Regions from separate parts of the Homo sapiens genome. Here all the other regions are linked to region 4. A link is an interaction called in ENCODE POLR2A ChIA-PET data of the cell type or tissue named here. Cell type or tissue: HepG2. All regions are shown on one strand. Each heading gives the region's core, and the rest is flanking DNA. Links, peaks and the distances in the headings are about the cores only.

The links. Peaks named below come from ENCODE experiments on the same cell type or tissue, not always from the same donor. Only the 100,000 strongest peaks of a DNase experiment are listed, where the experiment ranks them.
Region 1: POLR2A ChIA-PET joins it to region 4 with 65 read pairs; 2 of 35 experiments call an interaction of 5 or more read pairs at or near these places.
Region 2: POLR2A ChIA-PET joins it to region 4 with 12 read pairs; 3 of 35 experiments call an interaction of 5 or more read pairs at or near these places.
Region 3: POLR2A ChIA-PET joins it to region 4 with 18 read pairs; 2 of 35 experiments call an interaction of 5 or more read pairs at or near these places.
Region 5: POLR2A ChIA-PET joins it to region 4 with 10 read pairs; 4 of 35 experiments call an interaction of 5 or more read pairs at or near these places.

Annotation. Positions count from the first base shown.
Region 1 is chr21:45,523,063-45,527,542 of GRCh38, forward strand. SLC19A1 (solute carrier family 19 member 1) reads right to left here. Exons shown (of 6, transcript NM_194255.4): 5 at 2,755-2,896. Among named protein-coding and RNA genes, the nearest start is that of SLC19A1, 17 kb to the right of the region's middle. RefSeq lists an enhancer at 4,153-4,447. In HepG2, for the core only: no CTCF peak of the experiment used is centred there; a DNase peak (open chromatin) is centred at 2,419.
Region 2 is chr21:45,408,507-45,412,986 of GRCh38, forward strand. All of the region lies in intron 2 of COL18A1 (collagen type XVIII alpha 1 chain), which reads left to right. COL18A1-AS2 (COL18A1 antisense RNA 2) reads right to left here and starts at 1,559. Exons shown (of 4, transcript NR_052004.1): 1 at 1,442-1,559; 2 at 1-57. RefSeq lists enhancers at 1-245, 246-1,038. In HepG2, for the core only: no CTCF peak of the experiment used is centred there; DNase peaks (open chromatin) are centred at 1,355 and 2,125; H3K4me3 peaks cover 2,630 bases.
Region 3 is chr21:45,306,816-45,311,295 of GRCh38, forward strand. No RefSeq gene overlaps it. Among named protein-coding and RNA genes, the nearest start is that of LINC00205, 21 kb to the left of the region's middle. RefSeq lists enhancers at 1-204, 205-1,010. In HepG2, for the core only: CTCF peaks have their summits at 1,997 and 2,395 (motif pointing left); DNase peaks (open chromatin) are centred at 406, 1,856 and 2,396; H3K4me3 peaks cover 1,544 bases.
Region 4 is chr21:45,467,625-45,472,104 of GRCh38, forward strand. It overlaps COL18A1 (collagen type XVIII alpha 1 chain), which reads left to right. Exons shown (of 42, transcript NM_001379500.1): 3 at 618-1,162. Among named protein-coding and RNA genes, the nearest start is that of MIR6815, 8.4 kb to the right of the region's middle. RefSeq lists an enhancer at 3,212-3,431. In HepG2, for the core only: no CTCF peak of the experiment used is centred there; a DNase peak (open chromatin) is centred at 2,217; H3K4me3 peaks cover 473 bases.
Region 5 is chr21:45,328,416-45,332,895 of GRCh38, forward strand. No RefSeq gene overlaps it. Among named protein-coding and RNA genes, the nearest start is that of LINC00316, 11 kb to the right of the region's middle. RefSeq lists an enhancer at 1,603-2,324. In HepG2, for the core only: no CTCF peak of the experiment used is centred there; a DNase peak (open chromatin) is centred at 1,826; H3K4me3 peaks cover 1,162 bases.

The DNA.
Region 1 (4,480 bases), core at 140-4,139, 55 kb after region 4:
CAGGCAAACCCAGGCAAGCTCTAGCCCTGTCTGTCCCCCCATGCTCCATCACGGCTCCCTCCCGTCTCCAGACTCTACCCCCGACCAAGCCTGAACTCCTGGCCCAGCTGTTCTCCCCATGCTGGAGGAAAGAGAGTGGACACTCGGCACCCAGTAACAGGCACGGGGGCAAGATGAGCCCGCACCACCTCCTCTAGACCCAACAGGATGTCCAGCCATGAGCAAAATGCCCCACTAGTTAACTTTTTAACCTAGAAATCAAACCAGCCAGAGAAAAGTCCATGTGTTTTTTTTCTATGTGACAAGAGGCAGCCAGGAACCACAGGCCAGAACCTGCCTCCACCTCCCCAGAGCTGTCTCCCCCACAGCCTCCACGGCCACACCAGGACCAGGACCAGCTAAGGAAGGGAAAGGGCTTCCTCGTGACCAGCTCTCTGGGGAAGAACTGCTCCACCCCCTGCACCAAGCCCCCATGGGCCCTTAGAAGCCCACCGTGAGGGGTCCCCTCCACAGGGCAGCTACAGGGGAGCACACGCACAGAGTCCCTAAAGAGCCCTCAGGCATCTGCCCCTCCAGCTGCCAAGGGCTGAACAAGAGGCAGTCACAGAGGGATGGAGGTGGGGCGGCAACGGTAGTCAGGGGCAGTCAGCACCCAGAGGCAGGTCAGAAGCCAGTTCCAGCCTGGCTGGGGCCACACAGGGCCCTGAGGGTCTCCCTGGGACGGGCACTCCCTGCCCATACATGCTGGCAGCCACTGCTGTCTGGGGACAGAGGTAACTCGGGGCTCCAAGAATGGGGAGGACCTCCTCCCGGGTGCTGGAGCCCCTCCAAAGCCAGCTGGACTGCTGCCAGCACCCCGCCCTGGGGCCATGCATTCAACAGAAGCCTTCTGGGCCCCCTTTCTGCAGACCTGAGACCAGCCCGGCCACCAGGAGGCTGTGTCCACCCAGGCCGGGCCTGGACACATTCACCCGTGGGCCTTGGAGACTCACCTGTCCTGAGCGTTCACCCCTGGGCTTCGGAGGCTCACCCGCCCTGAGCGTTCACCCCTGGGCCTCGGAGACTCACCTGCCCTAAGCGTTCACCCCTGGGCCTTGGAGGCTCATCACCCTGAGTGTTCACGCCTGGGCCTTGGAGGCTCACCTGCCCTGAGTGTTCACACCTGGGCCTCGGAGGCTCACCCGCCCTGAGTGTTCACACCTGGGCCTCAGAGGCTCACCCACCCTGAGCGTTCACCCCTGGGCCTTGGAGGCTCACCTGTCCTGAGCGTTCACCCCCGGGCCTCGGAGACTCACCTGCCCTGAACGTTCACCCCTGGGCTTCGGAGGCTCACCCGCCCTGAGTGTTCACCCCTGGGCCTCGGAGACTCACCTGCCCTAAGCGTTCACCCCTGGGCCTTGGAGGCTCATCACCCTGAGTGTTCACGCCTGGGCCTTGGAGGCTCACCTGCCCTGAGTGTTCACACCTGGGCCTCGGAGGCTCACCCGCCCTGAGTGTTCACACCTGGGCCTCAGAGGCTCACCCACCCTGAGCGTTCACCCCTGGGCCTTGGAGGCTCACCTGTCCTGAGCGTTCACCCCCGGGCCTCGGAGACTCACCTGCCCTGAACGTTCACCCCTGGGCTTCGGAGGCTCACCCGCCCTGAGTGTTCACCCCTGGGCCTCGGAGACTCACCTGCCCTAAGCGTTCACCCCTGGGCCTTGGAGGCTCATCACCCTGAGTGTTCACGCCTGGGCCTTGGAGGCTCACCTGCCCTGAGTGTTCACACCTGGGCCTCGGAGGCTCACCCACCCTAAGCGTTCACCCCTGGGCCTTGGAGACTCACCCGCCCTGAGTGTTCACACCTGGGTCGGGGGTGTTGTACCCAGAGGGCTCTGTGGCACAGGGCCACGTGGCCTGCCAGCGTGGACAGGCCCTAATGACACTCTTGGGCTGAAGAATGCATTTCGATGAGTGAGCAACAGCCATCCTCACCTAACAGGCATTTGTGAGCCGAAGGGGATGCCTGCTATTGCCCGGGCCTTACCCTGAGCTCTGGAGTCACTGAAGCTGAACAGACTCCGCACCCTCAGAGGATCAGGACTAACCCTGACAGTCCTCCTGCCCAGTGAGACCTGGGCCCCAGGTGGACAAAGCCCTTGTCCCACCCGCCAAGGGCATCTGTCTAGCTGCAGGCTGGGGCAGTCCTGAGGAGCCTGGAAGGACCTCTCACACCACGCCCACCATGGCTGATTCCAGCTCACTCGGAGACCCGGCCTTGGCTGGGACCCTCAGGAGTTAAATGTGTGTTTTCCAGCTCTTCTCAGAAGCAGCAGAGGCCCGCGAGAGGTGGGAAAGGGGAGGGCACCCGCAGAGGCCTGCGCACTGACACTGCTGAGTGGCTCTGCTCAGCTCTCCTTCCTGAAGAGGACAAAGGTCACGTGGCCTCCAGCCAGGGCTCAAGGACACCAAGTTCCGGCAGCCACAGGCAGAGAGCGGAGACAAGGACAGCTCCGCCGTGGCGAGCAGAGGCTCAGCTGCTCCCACTGAGGCCCAGGGCCTGACGGAGGCTCCCGCCCACAACAACTGAGCCCCGCTAGGGTCTCTCTCACTTCCTGCTCTCGCTGGCCTGGTGTGTCCCACTGGAAGCCCCAGGCCCGCACCCTGTGCCCCCAGCCCACAGTGGGCTCCACATCAGGCGGGCACCAGGAGGCCTCAACAATGTCCCCACAAGTAGCTTCCATCCCCGAGGACGCAGGCCTGAAATGGGCTCACCTGCTTGCGGACCGGGAGGCCCAGGCCCCGCACGTCCGAGACAATGAAAGTGATGATGGTCTTGACGATGGTGGCAAAGAACGTGTTGACCCCGAAGACCAGGGCACAGAGCTCTTTAGACAGAGAAGATGCAATCTGAAAGCTGAACGGGAAGAGCGGGCAGATCAGGCGCTGCTGGGAGAATAAGCAGCAGCCACAGGGAAAAGCCTGCAGCCCGGCTCCCACCAGCCCATGACCCGCCCGGCAGCCACGGGGTCCCAGGGCACGCACAAGCCCCCCACCAGGCCCCCATCTCTCCCACACATGCCCGCCCCTGCCAGGCAGGAGCCAGCACCCAGGCCACCCTCGAGGGGCCATTCTGGGAGCTGCCGTGTCCCCCTGGCTCAGTACAGAGTGAGGGTCCCTTATCCAAAATGCCTGGGGCCAGTAGTTTTGGATTTGGGAATATTCACATGTCCATAATGAGATGTCTTGAGGATGGAACCCAAGTCTAAACACGAAATGCATTTATGCTCATATGCACTGTACACACACAGCCAGAAGGTGATTTTATATAATACCTGACAAACATTTGCAAGCCAAAGGGGTTGCCTGCTACTGCCCAGGGCCTCACCCTGAGTTCTGGAGTAATTTTGTGCATGAAGAAACTTTTGACCGTGTTCTGAGACTCGTCAAACAAGGTCAGGTACAGGATTTTCCACCGGGTTGTCTTTCCGGTGCTCAAAAACTGTCAGATTTTGGAGTATTTCAAATTCTGGATTTTTTGTTATTTTTTTTTAGATGGAGTCTCGCTCTGTTGCCCAGGCGTGCAATGGCACAATCTCAGCTCACTGCAACCTCTGCCTCCTGGGTTCAAGCAATTCTCCTGTCTCAGCCTTTCGAGTAGCTGGGATTACAGGCACGCGCCATCATGCCCAGCTAATTTTTGTATTTTTAGTAGAGACAGAGTTTCACCATGTTGGCCAGGCTGGTCTCGAGCTCCTGGCCTCAGGTGATCCACCCACCTCAGCCTCCCAAAGTGCTGGGATCACAGGTGTGAGCCACTGCGCCCAGCTGAATTCTGGCTGTTTTGATTAGGGATGCTGAACCTATACAATGGGTGTCACAAAACACAAACTCGAGAAGATACCTGGAAGGGCTCCCATGAGCTCTGGGACAGACCAGGTCACGGGCGTCTCAAAACATTCAGAAAATCATCATCAAGAGAACCTCTGGGCACAGACAGAAAAGTCTAGAATGAAAGTCTTTCACGGTTAAATGTTTGATAAATTAGAAGAGCAGTGAAACCACAGAGTCGGTGAATGAGCAGCAGCCAGGCAGGGCAGGCCCTGGAGTTGAGTGGCAGCTGGGCAGAGCGGGCCCTGGAGGTGAGTAGCAGCTGGGTATGCCCGGGAGGGCCCTGGAGGTGAGTGGCAATTGGGGGGGAGGGGGGCCTGGAGGCGGGGCAGGCCCTGGAGGTGAATAGCAGCTGGGTATGCCCGGGCAGGCCCTGGAGGTGAGTGGCAGCGGGCAGGGTGGGCCCAGGAGGTGAGAGGCAGCCAGGCAGGGCAGGCCCTGGAGGTGAGTGGCAGCAGGTTAGGACGGGCCCTGGAGGTGAGTGGCAGCGGGCAGGGTGGGCCCTGGAGGTGAGTGGCAGCCAGGCAGGGCGGGCCCTGGAGGTGAGTGGCAGTCAGTTACTGCGGGCCCTGGAGGTGAGTGGCAGCCGGGCAGGGCGGGCCCTGGAGGT
Region 2 (4,480 bases), core at 221-4,220, 59 kb before region 4:
CAGGGGATCCTGTGGTATGATCAACAGCACCACCGCCCTGGGAGCAGCTCCTGATTGCTGGGAACAGACAGTAGGGGCTGGGCTGGGGTAGAAGCTGCAGCCTGCAGGCAGCCCAGAGAGAGGGGCCCCCACAACACCCTCCCCAGCCCCCGCTGATTGTGTGGGGGCAGGGAGTATGCAGGCAGCTCGGAGAGAGGGGCCCCCACAACACCCTCCCACCCCCGCTCACTGTGTTGGGGGAGGGGTGCCTGCTTCTGCTCAGGAAGGAGACCCGGCTGGGTCTGGCTGTGGAGCGTATGTTGGAGACCCGAGGCCACCCTGGAACTCTCCAGGTGAAGCCTAGGGATCCAAAGAACCTCACAGCTGTGGGGGATGGAGTGGGGCAACACCTGAAACCTCCAGCAAGTCTCTTCCTCTCTCAGCCCCAGGCCTGCAGAGGAGGGTGTGCCAGCCAACTGGGCCTTTGTGCCGGCACTGGCTCCCCACCAGTGCTCAGGGGTCAGGTGCAGAGGCTGGCAGGGACAAAGCTGGCTGTGGCTGTGTCTGGAGGGGCTGGCCATGGCCCTCACCCCACCCCCGGCATGGGGCACTGGACCATGCAGAGAAGGGGCCACCCCAGTGCCTGCCAGGGCCAGTCAGAGCTGCCACCCTCCAGGCTGTCTGTTAGCGGGTGCCTGTCAGAGAACAAGACGACAGGCCTGGCCAGGCCCAACCCCACAGCGAGATTTCAGCGGCTGGCCAGTGGCAGACGGCGCAGGGTCTGAGACAGATATTCCCTCGTATGGTGCTGTGCAGGGCAGGGGCAGAATCCTGGGAAACTAAAATGCATGTTGGGCGCCCTTATACGATGATGATATTTGGTACATTTTGAAATACTGTGGCCCATGAAGATCCTGAAAGCAGTTTGGGGCACTGTGGGGTGTTCTGTGGCCTCTGGGCTTGGGTGCTCCTCTTATCCAAGGCCTCCCAGGCCTGGGAGTTTGGGGTCTAAGGCCCTTTTCAAGGCCCAGGCACCTGCCCAGAATGACTGGGCAGCTGAGACCCGCCTGCTGGGAGCCTTGCCAGGGCCAGCACTGGGCGGTCACAGGCCAGAGCCCTGCACCAGGCGGTCATAGGCCAGGACCTGTCCAAGGCAGCGGAGTGCCAGGCAAGTGAAGCCCTGCCATCTGGTGCCTGAGCGCAGACCCTGCTCCACGGCCAGTGGCTGTCACCAGCCTTGCTGCCTCAGTTTCCCCTCCTTAACCCCGGGGCGGGAGTGGCTGCTTCCTCTAGGGGTTCTGTGAGCGGCCGCTGGCAATTGTGTAAAAGCCACATACCACACACTGGATCTTTGTGCCAGATCCCGTGTCACGTGAGGAGACAGCCAGCCCAGGCAGGGAGCTGATCTGTGTTGTCCCCTGGCGCTGCCCGGGGCCACAGAGAGTGAGGGAGCGGTGCTTACCGGCCCTGGCGGTAACGTTTTAGATGGCGAGTTTGGGCCTCTGCAGAAGGGCTGTCAGGAGGAGCTTTTGATCACGGATGCGCTGAGTCAGATGAAATGTGGAGGCTGCAGGGGAAGTGTCTGTGCCCCGTGCCTGCAGGAGCACGCCTTCCCCCCGCAGCTCCTCCGGCGCGGGCAGGCCCCGGCACGGCCTTTCTGGCTTCTTCCACAGGAGCCGTGGAAAGGGGAATTATTCTCAAGCCCCTGCATCTTTCTGGCACTTTCTGGCATTTCATGGTGGCAGATGGGGTCACCTCGCCACCTCGGGGCTGATCCCCTGTGGGCCCCTCGTTCCCACAGGAGCCTTGTGATGGGCAGGGCAGGCACCAGCACCAGGCTGGGTGGCGGTTTGGCTCTCACCACGCCGGCTTCCAGAAGGCCAGCAGGCTTGCGAGTGGGCACACGCTGGTGCTGGGGCCGGGCACTGGTGGGGGGTCAAGGGCTGACCCTGCGGGGACCCCTGCAGACAGACACTGGGCCAGAGCCACAGGGAGGAAGGCCAGTGGGAACGGCAGGAGGAGGGAGCGTGATTGGTTACGGTGGCGGAACTCGCACCCACCCCCGCAGCCGTTTGTTCGTTTGCTCATTTATTTTTGGTCTGAAGTCCATGCTTTTGTATTTCCCCACCGTTCCGTTGAGCAGCTTCAACATTTGCCGCAGTTAGGCCTCTCTGGAATCTGTGCTTAGAGATTGTGAGACAGGGTCAAGTTTCAGCAGCTCGGACTCCTCTGTCTGCAGAGAACCTGCCAGCACAGCTGCTCCTGGGGGCAGGAGAGGCACTGTCTGTTTTGGGGTGACGTGAGCTGATGGGAAAGCCAGGCTGGACATAGCTCCTGGGCCGGCAGCCCATCTTGGTGGCGGCTTCACGCCGTCTGGCATCTCCGGTCCTGGAGCATGAGGGCTCAGGAAGAGCCTCTGATTCGGCTGCTCTGGAGGCCTCGTCTGGACACACCTGGGCAGGCCCGAGTCCACACACCCTATGGCCTCAGGAACCGAGAGAGACCTTCCTTCCATGTTTCAACTTAGACAACAGGAGACTTTGTTTTGGGAGGAATCACTCAATTCAGGTGGACGCTGCAGCTGGGCGGGACATCTGGCCTCTCCCTGTGGCAGGGAGGGGCATGGGAGAGACAGGGGTAGTGTCCCAGGAACTCCGTGGGCCTGTGGCGAAGTCCCAGCCCTGCAGCTGCCAGTGCAGGGTGTTATCCAGGGGCAGGACATCGTCTGCAGTGGCTCTGCCTTCCCCGATGCCAGGTGACCCCATGGAGCCAGTGTCTGTGACCTCTTCCATGCTGGGGCTAAAGAGGCCAGCAGGATTGGGGGCTGGCATTAGTGGAGAACCTCAGAGCCCAGGGCTGTGGGCTGATGGGTGGCGAGGCCCCCGCCAGCTGCTTGGGGATAGCCCAGCCACTGTTCTTGGTCCACCCGGCCTTTGATTCCTTTTTCCTGTGTGCATTTTTGAGCACCTTCTGTGTGCGAGAGGCCGTGCCTGCCCGAGAAGAGAAGGAAACACCACAATGAGCCTCGGACACCCACAGTCTGAAGGGCCCGGAGTAAGCCTCAGACGCCCACAGTCTGGAGGGCCCGGCGCTGTGAACGAGCAGTCACAGGGAACAGCGTGCCCTTATCGCTGACACAGGCTCTGGAGGGCCCGGCGCTGTGAGTGAGCAGTCATAGGGAACAGTGCACCCTTATCGCTGACACAGGCGAGGGCTTCGTCTTCTCACAGCTCTTATCTTGGGTGTCACCCCAGCCAGAGTCAGGGCTGATGGCGGGGGGTGGGGGGGGGGCAGGCTGTGGTCAGGGACCTGCAGGAGAGGGGAGGGCCTCGCTTCTGATGGGCGACGTTCATTTACACACAGCTCTGCGGCCCAAACGGCCAGGCTGGATCCTGTCTTTTAAAAACCTTGCTAATTTGGTTGATGGAAAATATCATCTCAGAGTTCTGTTTTGTGAGTCCCCATTGCCATGCGGGCAAACATTTTCATCCACTAAGGGGCCGTCGTGTTTCTCTGGGAACGTGGCGTTCACCGTGTGGGTGAACTTTTTCACGCACTAAGGGGCCGTCGTGCTTCTCTGGGAATGCCGGGTTTGTGGCTCGTGCCCACTGCCCTGCAGGTGCATTCTCTTTCCCCGTAGCTTTTTGTCTGTTGATGCTTTCAGCTCTGGATGTCCTATTTTGCGTACTTTTATTGTTTATGGTCAGCCTTTAACTGGGGGTATGATATTTCTTTAACTGGGGGTATATTTCTTTTTTTTTTTTTTTTCGAGATGGAGTCTGGCTCTGTTGCCCAGGCTGGAGTGCAGTGGCGTGATCTTGGCGCCCTGCAACCTCCATCTTCCGGGCTCAAGCGATTCTCCTGCCTCAGCCTCCTGAGTAGCTGGGACTACAGGTGTGGGCCACCACGCCTGGCTAATTTTTTTTTTTTTTTTAAAGTAGAGACGGGGTTTTGCCATGTTGGCCAGGCTGGTCTCAAACTCCTGACCTCAGGTGGTCCACCTGCCTCGGCCTCCCAAAGTGCTGGGATTCCAGGCGTGTGCCACTGTGCCCAGCCATGGGGTATATTTCTTAATGTGTGGAGTTGTTTTTCCTCATTTTTCTGGTCCCTTTAGAGATGGCACCCTGGAGTGGCCAGCAGAGCTCAGGGGCCTGCGGCCCAGGCACACAGACAATGGAGCTGGCCCTGCCACTTTGCTCATCTGTGGTGCAGGTCTGCTGAGGGGCCGTGAGGGTCCTGCAAGTGAAGGTGCTTGAGGCCTCAGTGCCTGTGGGGAGGCCACGTGGCACCTGTCAGCTGTTAGCGTCTTGACTCTGCCTTTGTGGATATGGAATTAGAGATGCTTCTCACAGTAGTGGCTAAACTGTCAGGAAGCCTGGCCGTCATCTATGGTCCTCTTTGCCCTCATGGGTGGGATGCCGCCTAGTGTGATGGCTGAGAGCTCAGGCTGTGACCCTGAGTGTGTGTGGCCACGGGCAGGCTGCTCACCCTCTCCGTGTCT
Region 3 (4,480 bases), core at 263-4,262, 160 kb before region 4:
CAGGCAACAGAGGAAGGGGTGCCTACAGAGGCTGCAGGGTACCTCAGGCCACCCTTGCTGCCCCATCCTCAGGTGACATGGGGAGGACCTCGCAGGGAGCCTGGCTGGTCCACTGTCCCTCCTGCTTCATCTCTCACTCAGGCCCTAGGACTCTGCCCCAGCCAAAGCTAGCGTGGGCGATTCATGGCTCGCCGCTGCGGCAGCTGAGCACCATCAGAAGTGACCCCATTTGTGACTGTCTTGGCCTGAGAATGTTCCACGAGTGAGAACGTGCCCCTCCCTGCAGCCAGTGTCCCAGACTCCCCCGCAGCCCAGGCAGGGGCTGGGCTCGGGCGCTGACGCAACAAGGAGAGCGCTTGTCTCCGGGCAGCCAGGCGGCCAGACAGCCGGTCCACTTAGCTTCGCTGCTGCGGCCACAGCTGCCCATGGCACACAAAGGGCCCTTGTTCCCACCCAGCATGTGCTCCCGGCGCCCCCCCACCGACCTCTCCCGGACATGATTAGGTGTGGGAACTATTTTCCTTAGGGCTGCATTTGACATTTGCCGTTCATTTGGGAGGAGGCGTCTGAACCGAAGGAGCCCTCGCCAGCCTCCCCTCCCATTCCCATCTCAGTGCAGGAGGTTTAGGAGCAGGCGGCCCTGACATGCCTGTGACCCCAGACGGGCCTGTGCAACCCAGGCCTTCGTTGCCTTCCACTCAGAACAGGAGAGTCTGGCCCAGGAGGGCGGCGGGCAGAGAGGACGAGAGGAAGACGGAGCCGGGGTGCACAAGCACACACATGCGTGCACGTGCAAATACACATCAGGGACACACGTGCACAGACATGCTCCAGGAACATGAACGCATGTGCAAATACACACCAGGAACACACGTGCACAGACACACTCCAGGAATATGCATACTTGTGCAAATACACACCAGGAACACACGTGCACAGACACACTCCAGGAATATGCACGCATGTGCAAATACACACCAGAAACACACGTGCACAGACACACTCCAGGAATATGCATACTTGTGCAAATACACAGCGGGAACACACGTGCACAGACACACTCCAGGAATATGCATGCATGTGCAAATACACAGCGGGAACACACGTGCACAGACACACTCCAGGAATATGCATACTTGTGCAAATACACACCGGGAACACACGTGCACAGACACACTCCAGGAATATGCATACTTGTGCAAATACACACCAGTAACACGTGCACAGACACACTCCAGGAATATGCATGCATGTGCAAATACACACCGGGAACACACATACACAGACACACTCCAGGAATATGCATGAACAATACACCAGGAACATACGTGTACAGACACACTCCAGAACACACACAGATGGCAGATGTGCAAATACACACCAGGAATGCACACGTAGAAATGCACAAAAAGACGAAATGCTCTGTGTGGAACAGTGAAGACACGCAACCCATTCCCTAAGGACATTTACTCACATGTTCACGCCCACAGCCCAGCCGGCCAGCCCCAGCAGAGCTGCGGCCTCATGACAGCAGGGGCTTGCTGGGCAGTGGGACTTCAGGGTCTATCTCTCACCTGCCCCACTCACGGGCTGCCCGTGCCCTACTCTCGTCCTCGCACAGTGGGACCCAAGATGCATTTGGGCACAGCAGGAGGGAATGTCCTGGTGTGTGAGGAATGGCAGCCGGTGGGAGCTCCGTGAACTGCCTGGCCACAAACCCGCACTGGGAGCATTGTTGAAACTGCCCTCAAAACCACAGTTGAGAGCCGGGTGGGCCCTGGGAGTTTACAGTGTGCTGGGGCAGTGGGGAGAGCCTCTGATAAACACTGGAGGAGATTGCAAAATCGTGGGTCTGAAATGTGGAGCCGAAGTTCAGTTGTAGGCTGGGGCCTCCGGCGGGGCCAGAGTACCTGGGGCAGTGCCTGGCAGGCTGGGCTGGGCCTGGCGCTCTGTTCTTCCTGAGCCCAGGCTGCCATCTGCAGACAACTGCTGCCTGCCTGCTGTCTCGTGCCGCTGGGGGGCAGAAAGGGTCCTGTGGCACCGTGGGCAGGGTGGCGGCTGATCCCCTCTTCCCGCAAGGGACCCTTTTCCTGAAGTCCACGGCACTGGTGCCCCCCAGCAGCCTTGGCCCTCCTCCAGCTTAGCCGCCCCTACATCGTGTTTGACCCCTGGAGCCTGTGGATGGGACCCTGTCTAAGAGGGAGTCTTGTGGGTGAGGTGAGGTCAGGCTCTTGAGGCAAGGAGAGGGTCTGGTCTATTGGAGGGGGGACCTAGATGACATCTCAAGGGTCCTTAGGAGAGAGAAGAGAACAGGGCGCAATCCAGCCAAGGGACTCCGGGGCTTCCCAGAGCTGGAGGAGGCAGGAAGGATCCGCCTGGCAGCCCCTGGCGCCCCCTGGAGGGAGGTGGCCCCGTGACACTTTCCTTTCAGACTCCGGCCTCGGACCTGGAGAGCACATTTCTGATGCTGAAAGCACCAAGCTCATGACACTTTGTTACCACAGCCCCAGGACACATGCAGACTCTCACCTTGACCCAAAGGAGCGTATTTTATTCAAATTTCACAAAACTGAGGACTAGGGGACATTCCAGCTGCTCAGAGAAAAGCTCGTCTGACTTATCTGTAGGAAGATGAGTTACCAGTGATGAGTCACGGCTTTTACCATTTCCAAAAATACCTGTTTTTTCCTGAACTTTTAGTTCTCTCTACCCTGATCAGAAAATTAAAAACAAAACAACAACACTTCGTGGACCAGCCCCGACAGCTGCCGTTCTGTTTTCTCCAGGCCAGCGCTGAGCAGAGCCGAGGTGGGGAGACCTGGGCAGTGCCAGGGCTGGCCCTGCTGCTGCTTCCTGGCTTCTGGACGGGGCTTCCTCTTGGCTCAGGGCCGGGGAAGCCCAGCCTCTGAACAAAGTTAGGGTCAATATCTGCATCCCTGCCCTGGCCAGGCACCGCATCTCACATGGGAAAGACCTATTTGTCCTTAAATGGGAGAGGAGACGGAATCCCAGAAGGGGGCAGTGACCCAACTAAGGTCAAAGGGCTGCCCCCGGGAAACCAGCCGCTTCTCATCCCCAAGGCAGCCTGCCCGCCCTGGAGAGCCCGGGATCCCCAGATACTGTCGACGAAAGGGGCAGGGCCTGTGAGCGACGCTGGCCTTAGGCCTGGACTGCAAGGGGTGGCCCTGGCTAGAGATGGGACTGCACACCCTTCCAGGCACCATCCTGGGTAATGGAGACACTCTGGGAACACGTATGTGCACATGCACATGCTTACACACACATGCACACTCATGCAATTACACATGCATACACAGCCATGTGCACACACACATCCATACACACATCCATACACATGAACACACATCCACACACATCCATACACGGGTGCACACACTTGCAGTCACACATGCACACACAGCCATGTGCACACACATCCACACGTGTACACACATGCAAAACATGCATATGCAGTCATGTGCCCACACATGTGCACACACATATACACACATACAAGCCCCCACACACTCAGCATGTCCACAGGTGGAGGTGGGTGGGGAGGGTGTTCTGGGGGAGCTGGGCAGGTGGGGGCAGCTCTAGGATGGCGGTGCCCGAGCTCAGCCCGGCCTCTGCTTCCTAGGTGCCACCCTAAGGACCAAATCCCCAGAAGCCAGGTGAGGACATCGGAGAACCGGGCTGCTCCGTAGCAGACCCATAGACCCTGATGCATGGCTGGGCACCCTGGCCTGTCCCAGAGCCTGCAGAAGGGCGGAAGCCTAGACAAACTCATCCGCTTCTGCTGTCCCAAGATGACTTTCAGCCCAGGTCAGCCCAGGTAAGTCCGTGTCCACCAGCTGCCCGGTCTGCTCTGGAGGCAGAGGCTTGCAGTTCCGGGAGACAGACCCGCCACCTGGCAGAGGTTGTGGGAGGCTTGTCACCGTTGGTTGGCCCCCTGGCACCTGCCTCTCCTCCCAGGGAGCAGGGATGAGTCAGCTCCCTGGCCCTTGGACTTAGGAAGCCTCAGATGGCTCTGAGAAGGCTCCTCCAGGGCTTCAGAGGCACCCTTAGAGGCTTAGAGTCTCCTGAAGATGCGAGATAGGCCTTTGCCCACCAGCCCATCACAGAGCAGTGGCTCATGCCTGTAATCCCAGCAGTTTGGGAGGCTGAGGCGGGCGGATCACCTGAGGTCAGGTGTTCGAGACCAGCCTGACCAACATGGTGAAACCCCATCTCTACTAAAAATACAAAAGTTAGCCAGACATGGTGGCAGGTGCCTGTAATCCCAGCTACTTGGGAGGCTAAAGCAGGAGAATCGCTGGAACTTGGGAGGTGGAGGTTGTAGTGAGCAGAGATCACGCCATTGCACTCCAGCCTGGGCGACAAGAGCAAAACTTCATCTCAAAACAAACAAACAAAAAGGTAGAGGAAGGGAGAATTATCTCTCTGCCTGACTGCTTGAGAGGTGGCACCTTCTCCTGTC
Region 4 (4,480 bases), core at 109-4,108:
GACGCCCCGTAGCCGAGGCTTCGAAGAACACTGGGGTGTGGGGTCAGCCTCCCTCCTTCCCTGTGGTGGAACTGTGGCTTCACAGTGGAGGCCAGGCTGGGGTGCCGGCCTGGGCTGCTCCAGCAGGGTCAGAGTGGGCGGGCAGGGCACAGGGCCGGGCGGGAAGGCTGCCAGCCCCAGCCCCTCACAGCTCCTTGCCCCAGCGGGGGTGCCGGCCAGTCCCTGGTCCCTTCTCCCCACTGGCTCTGCCCATCAATGCTCAAAGCATGGAAGGGGAAGCCTGTGGACACCATGTCTGCTGTGCCCATCCCTGCTCAAAGCATGGAAGGGGGCCTGTGGACACCATGTCCCGTGCAGACACCATGTCTCCTGCAGACACCATGTCCCCTGCACACAGGTTTCTGCATGGAGCCTGCCTGTCGTTTGGGAATGAGTGAACCAGGGTGGCCGTTGGGTGGCTGAGCCCAGGGGATCAGGGCAGGCTGCCAGGCACGTGGAGAGCCCTCCCAGACTCAGTTTCTCCTTTCTGCCCCTGCCTGGCTGCCTCTCCAGGCCGCGTCGGTGGCCCCTGGTTCCGTCCTGCACAGCCACCTCACCAGCTGTCTTTCTTTTTGCAGAGCGCATCAGCGAGGAGGTGGGGCTGCTGCAGCTCCTTGGGGACCCCCCGCCCCAGCAGGTCACCCAGACGGATGACCCCGACGTCGGGCTGGCCTACGTCTTTGGGCCAGATGCCAACAGTGGCCAAGTGGCCCGGTACCACTTCCCCAGCCTCTTCTTCCGTGACTTCTCACTGCTGTTCCACATCCGGCCAGCCACAGAGGGCCCAGGGGTGCTGTTCGCCATCACGGACTCGGCGCAGGCCATGGTCTTGCTGGGCGTGAAGCTCTCTGGGGTGCAGGACGGGCACCAGGACATCTCCCTGCTCTACACAGAACCAGGTGCAGGCCAGACCCACACAGCCGCCAGCTTCCGGCTCCCCGCCTTCGTCGGCCAGTGGACACACTTAGCCCTCAGTGTGGCAGGTGGCTTTGTGGCCCTCTACGTGGACTGTGAGGAGTTCCAGAGAATGCCGCTTGCTCGGTCCTCACGGGGCCTGGAGCTGGAGCCTGGCGCCGGGCTCTTCGTGGCTCAGGCGGGGGGAGCGGACCCTGACAAGTTCCAGGTAACCCCCACTGTGCCGTCGCTGGGGGACTGGAGCAGCTGGGATGGGGTGGGGTGGGGGTGGCCACTGGGACAGGGACGGAGCTGTGGCCGGAAGAGGAGAGCCCCCACCCCAGCTGTGGTCAGCCCGGGCCTCCAGCGCAGGCCTCCTGGGTTCTTGGCTGCTCAGCCCTGGCCTCCGGCGCAGGCCTCCCGGGTTCTTGGCCGGCCTGGCTGGGGTGGCATTCACTTTCTTGGCTCTCTGGCTCCTGCGCCCCCAGGAAGGGTAGCCCTGGGCTTCCATGGTTTCTCTGAGACCCCGAGGCCCAGCCCAGGAGGGCCCTCTTTGAACGACTTTGTAACTAGACATCCACCCCAGCCGTGACCCCGTGACCCAGAGACACCCCCAGGCCTGTGCCAAGCCCTGTGGTGAAGTGGGGCTCCCGGCCTCTGACCGGCCGGTCGGGTAAGTGGGGACCGAGTCCAGGCCCAGCCACACGCCTCGTGGCCCCATGCAGAATGAAAGCTGGGGTCCTTGTTGAAAACGATGAACGATCCAAAGCTGGCGGCAGCAGGGTGTTGATCCCAGCAGGGTTCTCCTGTGGTAGCTGCACACCCGCTGGGACCAGGGGCTCAGGGCGGCCCTGCAGGTCAGCACCTTTAACAAAGGGTGCAGCAACCCACGCCTGTGAGACTCCACTTTGGAGCACGTGGTGGGAGTCCCCCAGCGGTGAACGCACGTGGCCGCCTCCACCTGAGTCTCCGGGAAGTCCCTCCAGTGGGCCTTCATTTCTTGGGGTTGGGGGGGTGGACAGATCCCTAAACCCATGTGGGGTCTGTGTCCAAAGCCCCTGCATTTCTGGGAACCTTTGGCTGGGAACAGCCACGTGGGTGACCTCAGCTGGCACTGTCTCACAAGTCCCTGAATTCTAGCATTCAAGCTGGCCTGCAGCTGGACGCCCCTGCCCTGGCGGGCCGCAGGGGACAGAAGGTTAATTATTGCCCAGACAAGGGCTGTTTGTTTGAAGTTGTTCTAAGTCCTGGTGTCTGGGGGTTCTGAAAGCTGACTTTTCACCTTTGGCAGGAACTTTTAACCCTCAGAGCTCAGGAGCCGCTAGGACGTTGACACCAAACTGGGCCTCTTTGTTTTCCTCTTGATCACAAACATGATTACCGGGAAAGAAGTCAGAGTCACCCCCTCCAGTGAGAGGCAATTTGTTGTGTGAGTCCCCAGCCGTTTCTTGGTGGAATAAAGTGGCCCACAAGTGCCGTACATCTTTAACACTGTTAGGAAAAGCGGCTGAGTGCCGAGAGCTCGGTACGTGGGTGCACAGCTGTGCCCCGATGGTGCTAGGGAGAGCCGGGCCACCGCCCTGCGGTGAGGGCCTCCTCATCAGCGAAGTCCCGTGTGTAGGAAGAGGGGGTCTGGGTGTTTAATTTTGCATTTCTTGGACTGTGAAGATAGACTTTCATTTTGTCACTTGTTTATTGTCTGTTTGTATTTCTTCCTTTGTGACTGACCGGTTTATGTTCTTTGTGGTTTTCAATGGGCCCAACTCTCAGTGATTTATACAAACTCCTTATCTTTAAAAGAAACTTCTCTTTGGTTTTGCATGCTGCAGATTTTATTTCTACCATGTCATTTGCCTTTTTACCTTGTCTTTTTTTTTTTTTTTTTTTTTGACTATTGGGATTGGATGTGTGGTTTTTTTGTGGGTTTTTTTTTTGTTTTTTTTTTTTTAGATGGAATCTCGCTCTGTTGCTCAGGCTGGAGTGCAATGGGGTGATCTCGGCTCACTGCAACCTCTGCCTCCCAGGTTCATGCGATTCTTCTGCCTCAGCCTCCCAAGTAGCTGGGATTACAGGCACCTGCCACCATGCCTAGCTAATTTTTGTATTTTTAGTAGAGACGGGGTTTCACCATATTGGTCAGGCTGGTCTCGAACTCCCGACCTCAGGTGATCCACCCGCCTAAGCCTCTCAAAGTGCTGGGATTACAGGCGTGAGCCACTGCACCCAGCTGGGATTTGATGTGTTTATGTGGTTAAATCTGGCCTGGAGAAGACACCATGACTTACAACAGCCCAGTGAAACCTTGGAAGGTCAGAGAGCTGGAACAGGAGGGAGCTAGAGGGCCCTGGGTCTGGCCCTGGGCTGGGGCCCTGCTGGGCGTGGGTGGCGTGCAGCAGGCCGTGTGCTGCTGGGCGTGGGTGGCGCGCTACAGGCTTCGTGCTGCTGGGCCTGGGTGGCGTGCTACGGGCTTGTGCTGCTGGGTGTGGGTGGCGCGCTACGGGCCTTGTGCTGCTGGGCCTGGGTGGCGCGCTACGGGCCGTGTGCTGCTGGGCCTGGGTGGCGCACTACGGGCCTTGTGCTGCTGGGCGTGGGTGGCGTGCAGCAGGCCGTGTGCTGCTGGGCGTGGGTGGCGCGCTATGGGCCGTGTGCTGAGGGCTGTGTTGGTTGATCTCTGTGTCAGGTCCCTGCAGGCCTCAGGTGTCAGGAACTTTCTCTTTGGGTCTTAGATGAGATTCCAGCTGGGGAGAGGAGAAGCATGCTTGTGTGGTAGAAAAGAAGACAGACTTGTTCAGCACAAGATTTTCTCAGACTTCTGAATTGAGATACTTGGGAAAGAAACATTCAAGTTGTGTGACTCATAATTTTTGGCAGAAACAAGCACAGAGCTTTGGGAGCAGGGAGGAAACCGAGGCTTCCTCCTCCTCAGCCTCTCCACAAGACTGCATCGACCCTGGCGCTGCCACAGATGGTGCCTGGGACCCCCGGCCGCAGCTGGGTCCAACAGAGCCCTCCGGAGCATTGGTTGTGTTCCTCGTCCTAAGAGTCCTTGGGCGTTGTTGGTCTTTTCAGGTTCACTTTCTTGAGTCAGGTTTGTCAGTGGTCGTCTCCCGGGAAATCATGCACCCCTCCCAGCTGCTGCCGTTGCCTTGAACGTCATTTCCAGCTGTGTCCTGATTTCCAGCTGTGTCCTGATTTCCAGCTGTGTCCTGATTTCCAGGGCGCTGAGGCTGCAGCGTGTCGGGAAGCATTTTACATGCTCTTCCCTCACAGAATTCCTGTGAGCTCTGTTTCAGGTGTCTCCGGATTTCATAACTTTCAGTCCGAAGTCCCTTAAATATTTACAATGGGCCTGTGGCTTTTGCACTAGCGCCTCCTGCCCCACCCCCGGAGCCAGCGGCCACCACGGGCTCAGAGCTTCTCTGCCCTCTGTAGTCGCCCCCCACCCAGGCACCCTGTAGCCCCGTGCAGGAGGCGTCGGCCCCTCGGGGGCACTCTCAGGAGAGCGCTGTGGCCACCTGTGGGGGGGTCAGGGCCTCACGGGCCTCTC
Region 5 (4,480 bases), core at 256-4,255, 140 kb before region 4:
TGGACACTCCTTCTAGGGAAGGAGTAGTAACTCTTGGGTGGTCGGGTAGTTGCCATGGAAAGGGGCAGTAATGCCCAGGTATTGCCGTGGCAACCGTAAACTGACATGGCGCACTGGAGGGCGTGCCTCATGGAAAGCTACCTGTGCCCCTGCCCTGTGTTAGCTAGGCCTCAATGTGGTCCAGTATCTGAGCACCGCCTCCTGCCTCAGATGTTCCCGTCTGTCACCCCATTACCAGGGCGGCACTTCGGGTCCTTTCCAGCCATCATTGTCCTGGCATTGCCACAGTGGACACTGCCACACAGGCTTGTGTGCTTGCGCGTACCCAGGTCCTCACCTCTCTGGGATAAACCAGGCACGTGGCGGCCGCCCCATTTTCCACCCGCCAGCGGTGGAGGAGTTGCCCAGCCTTGCAGGAAAACAGCTCTCATGCCAGCAGCGGAGCATCCTATTCAAGTTTTCTCAGGGCTGCCAGCACAAATGCTGCATGCCGGGCGGCTTCCTCAGCAGACCGTTGTTTCTCTGCGTCCTGGAGGCTGGACGTCCCAGGTCCCCGTGTGGCAGGCCCGGTTCCTCCCGCAGCCTCTCCTTGGCTTGTGGGCGGCGTCTCCTCCCTGGGTCCTCGCAGGGCCACCCCTCCGTGTGTCTGTGTCCTCCCTCCCCTTATAAGGACCCCAGGCAGACTGGATCAGGGCCTGCCCTAAGGACTGAATTTTACCTTAATCACCTCTTTAAAAGCTGTCTCCAAATACAGTCACCTTCTGGGGTCCTGGCTGTTAGGGCTTTGATGCATGGATTTGGGGGACACCGCTCAGCCCCTAACAGCCCCCATCCTCTGCCTGCCTTTACCATGGGGCTGAGCCCAGCCCTGCAGGAGTCCCCTGGTTTGATGTCTGCTGTGGCCACGGCGACCCTCAGGCTGCTCCAGCCGCACTTGTGCTTGTCTCTGCCTGGCCCTGGGGCTTCACCTCCTGAGGGGGTGGAGAGAGAGAGACCTGTCCCTCCCAGCTCTCCTGGCCTTGCCCACTGCAGAGCCCAGAGGGACATCCTCCACCGTGGGCCTGGGCTCAGGTGTGCTCCGCGTTCTCCGGCCCCTCCTCCAGGTGCGCTGCTCACAGCACACGTCTCCACGTCCTGGCATCCCGGGCCTCCCTGGGCTCCGTGGCCCCGGAGGGTGCCCCTCCCTCAGCCAGTACTGTGGGAAGAGCCCGGTCCCTCTGGGGCCAGATGAGCAGGGCAGAGTGAGCAGGTCCCCCTTTGGTGGAGATTCACGATCTCCACCCCGCCCAGCAGCCATCCCAGGCCGCAGTCTGCTGACTATCCCCAGCTCACACTTCTCACCAGCTGACACGGTGATCTGGCCGGGCACCTGCCCAGGGTCCCACCCGCAGAGGAACCCGCCTCTTCCAGGTTGGTTCCGGGCTCCTGGACGGATCACGCGCTGTTGACATGCAGTTGTAGCTTTTTTCTTGTGGGTGGGAGCAATGCTCTTCCCAGCTCCACCTGGAATTCCACCAGGGATGGGTGCAGCATCCTAACCCCGCCTTCCCTTGGAGAATTCACTGCTCTGGACAGACGCCTGGCCCAGGATTTCAAAGGCGCATCTGTTATGGACCGGGCCCCCAGAGGAGACGTCTTTTTGCCATTTTGTTTTCTGACCGGAGGGTTTTTTGGAGGTTGCCCTCCCACCCACCGGGTTGCTGGCAGCCCAGCCCGTGCTGTTTTCAGTGGACCCTTTTGCAAATGTCTTCACAGGCTCCCGGGAAGCTGAGCTGAACAGTGACCTCAGCCTTGAGCAATCCCGAGGATGTGTTTGCTGAGGAAATCATTAAACAGGGAGATGAGAGCACTCAACCCCCAACATGCCAGGCTCTGCGGGAGGCTGCTTATTCCTGTGGCCTCGGGCCAGGTGCCCCAGCGTTTGCTGCCCTTGGTAGACACTTGTCTGGCCTGAGCCCTCGGGCACCATACACCGACATGGTTAGGGCAGCCAGGGTCAGCCCGGGCCCCTGGGAGAGCTGAGTGGAGGGACCACTGGCCAAGCACAGAGGGTGCAGGGTGCCCAGGACCAGGCGTCACCTGATGGTCACCTGGGGGAACCTGCTCACTCCGCCCTGCTGCCCTGCTCACTGCTCGGGGGCCCAGCCAGGCCGGGGACCAGGGCCTCAGAGTGGAGGGGGGTCAGGGCCCAGGGCCTCAGGGTGGAGGATGGTCAGGACTCAGGGCCTCAGGGTGGGTGGTCAGGGCCCAGGGCCTCAGGGTGAAGGGGGGTCAGGGCTCAGGGCCTCAGGGTGGAGGATGGTCAGGACTCAGGGCCTCAGGGTGGAGGATGGTCAGGACTCAGGGCCTCAGGGTGGAGGCAGTCAGGACTCAGGGCCTGAGGATGGAGGGGGTCAGGCCTCAGGGCACTGGACAGCTGACTGGCTTCTTCCCAACCCTTTTCCTTCTTTTCGCCCAACATAACCACTGGGAGGTATCCACAGAAGGGGGCTCCTCAAACACTGCCTGGTGTCCTCTGTCTCAGCCCCAGGGGAAAGGACTCGCACGGGGCGGAGTGGGAACTTTGGGTGAAACTGGGCAGGGGGTGCTGGCCAAGGCGGGGGAGAGGGTGGACTCCCATCAGGTCAGGAGCTCCGAGGTGAGGCCTCTGCTAGGGTGGAGGGTCTCAAGATGGGGAGGGAGGGGTTGTGGGAAAGGGGAGGGGAGGTGGAGCCGCTCCAGGAGCCTCACGGGCCTTCGGGATGGAGCCGCTGGGCGTTGGCGAGAGGCTTCCGTCCACGGCACAGCCCCGCACGGGGGCAGAGGACGGGAAGGGACCCAGGGCAGCCCCGAACCACCTCAGACTTTTGGAAAATGAACTGGAAAGAAACAAGACTTCTTTTGAAAAGAAGAATGTCCTTTTTTATTTTGACTTTTTGTCATCGATATTTTTTGCGTTACTCCTGGTTTTAAAAAGAATTGCATTAAAATACCGCTTTTCTGATGAGTGAGTTTTTGGAACACCCCCCTGCTCCCTGCTTTAATTTTGCCCTGGAGAGGAGCACCTCATTCTACTCTGGGCTGTGCATCTTTGGAAGGAATGCTGAGACCCCCGGTTCCCACTGTCCCCGTGGGCCATACCCCGTGAGCCAGCGGGACCAGCTCCGAAGGCAGAAGGTCAGGCCGGGGTCAGCTTCAGCCTTGGCGGGGGCAGCCGCTCAGCAGAGGGTGGCCCAGGGAGGCCAGGCTGGCTAAGGGCAGGGCCAGGACCACCCAGAATGGGAGGCCCACAGCCCACCAAGGGGTTGCCCCGTGGGAAGACATGGGGAATGGGTCTGGCCCTCTCAGCACGCTGTGGAGTGTGGCAGAGGGCGGGGGTCGTGTCCTGGAAGGAGGAGGCTGAGCCTCCAGAGAGCAGCGTCGGGCTGGAAGATTAGGGGAATGCTGTGTGTACAAGGCCCAGCCATGACAAGCAGTGACTGTGGTTTTAGCCAAGAGTGGGCAGTGAGGGAGGGGACACACGTGGCGGATAGGGTGGGGGGTGGCCCCCACAGGACATCAGGAGGGACCTAAGTGAAGGAGGAAGCGCTGGCAGGCCAGGCACCCACCCTCGGGGGCCAACTATCCAGAGAGGGGCAGGGGGAGGGCAGGGGGAGGGGGCTGAGAGCGGGCAGAGGCAGGGCTGGAGCAGGGGCTGAGAGCAGGCAGTGGGAGGGCAGGGGGAAGGGGCTGAGAGCAGGCAGGGGGAAGGGGCTGAGAGCGGGCAGGGGGAGGGCCGGGGCAGGGGCTGCTGCCTCCTGGAAACGTTTCATGTTGTCCTTGCACTATTTACAGTGAGGATTATTTATAAAACCCAAATCGCTTTAAAGCCATTTCCAGGTTTTACATGAACAAAAATCTATTTGAAAAAAGAAAATAATAAAATAAACATTTAAAAATCTTTCTTAGAATTCCCTAAATTTCAGGGCCGTGTGTGTGCCCATGTGTGGTATTTGTGTGTGTGCGTCTGTGCATCTGTGTCAGTGTGTCTGTGTCTGTGAGTCTGTGTGTCTGTATCTGTGTGTCGGTGCATCTCTGTGTCTGTGTGTGTCTGTGTCTGTGTGCCTGTGTGTGTGTCTGTCACTGTGTGTGTGTGTCTGTGTGTCTGTGCATCTGTGTGTCTGTGTGTGTCAGTGTGTCTGTGTGTGTGTCTCAGTGTGTCTGTATCTGTGTGTTGGTGCATCTGTGTGTCTGTGTCTGTGTCTGTGTGCTTGGGTGTCTGTCACTGTGCGTCCGTGTGTCTGTGCATCCGTGTGTCTCTGCATATGTGTGTGTGTGTCAGTGTGTCTGTATCTGTGTGTTGTGCATCTCTATGTCTGTGTATGTGTGTCAATGTGTCTGTGTGCTTGTGTGTCTGTCACTGTGTCTGTGCATCCATGTGTCTGTGCGTCTGTGTGTCTGTGCATCCGTGTGTCTGTGCATATATGTCTGTGTACGCACACAGCTGATCCTCTGACACCGA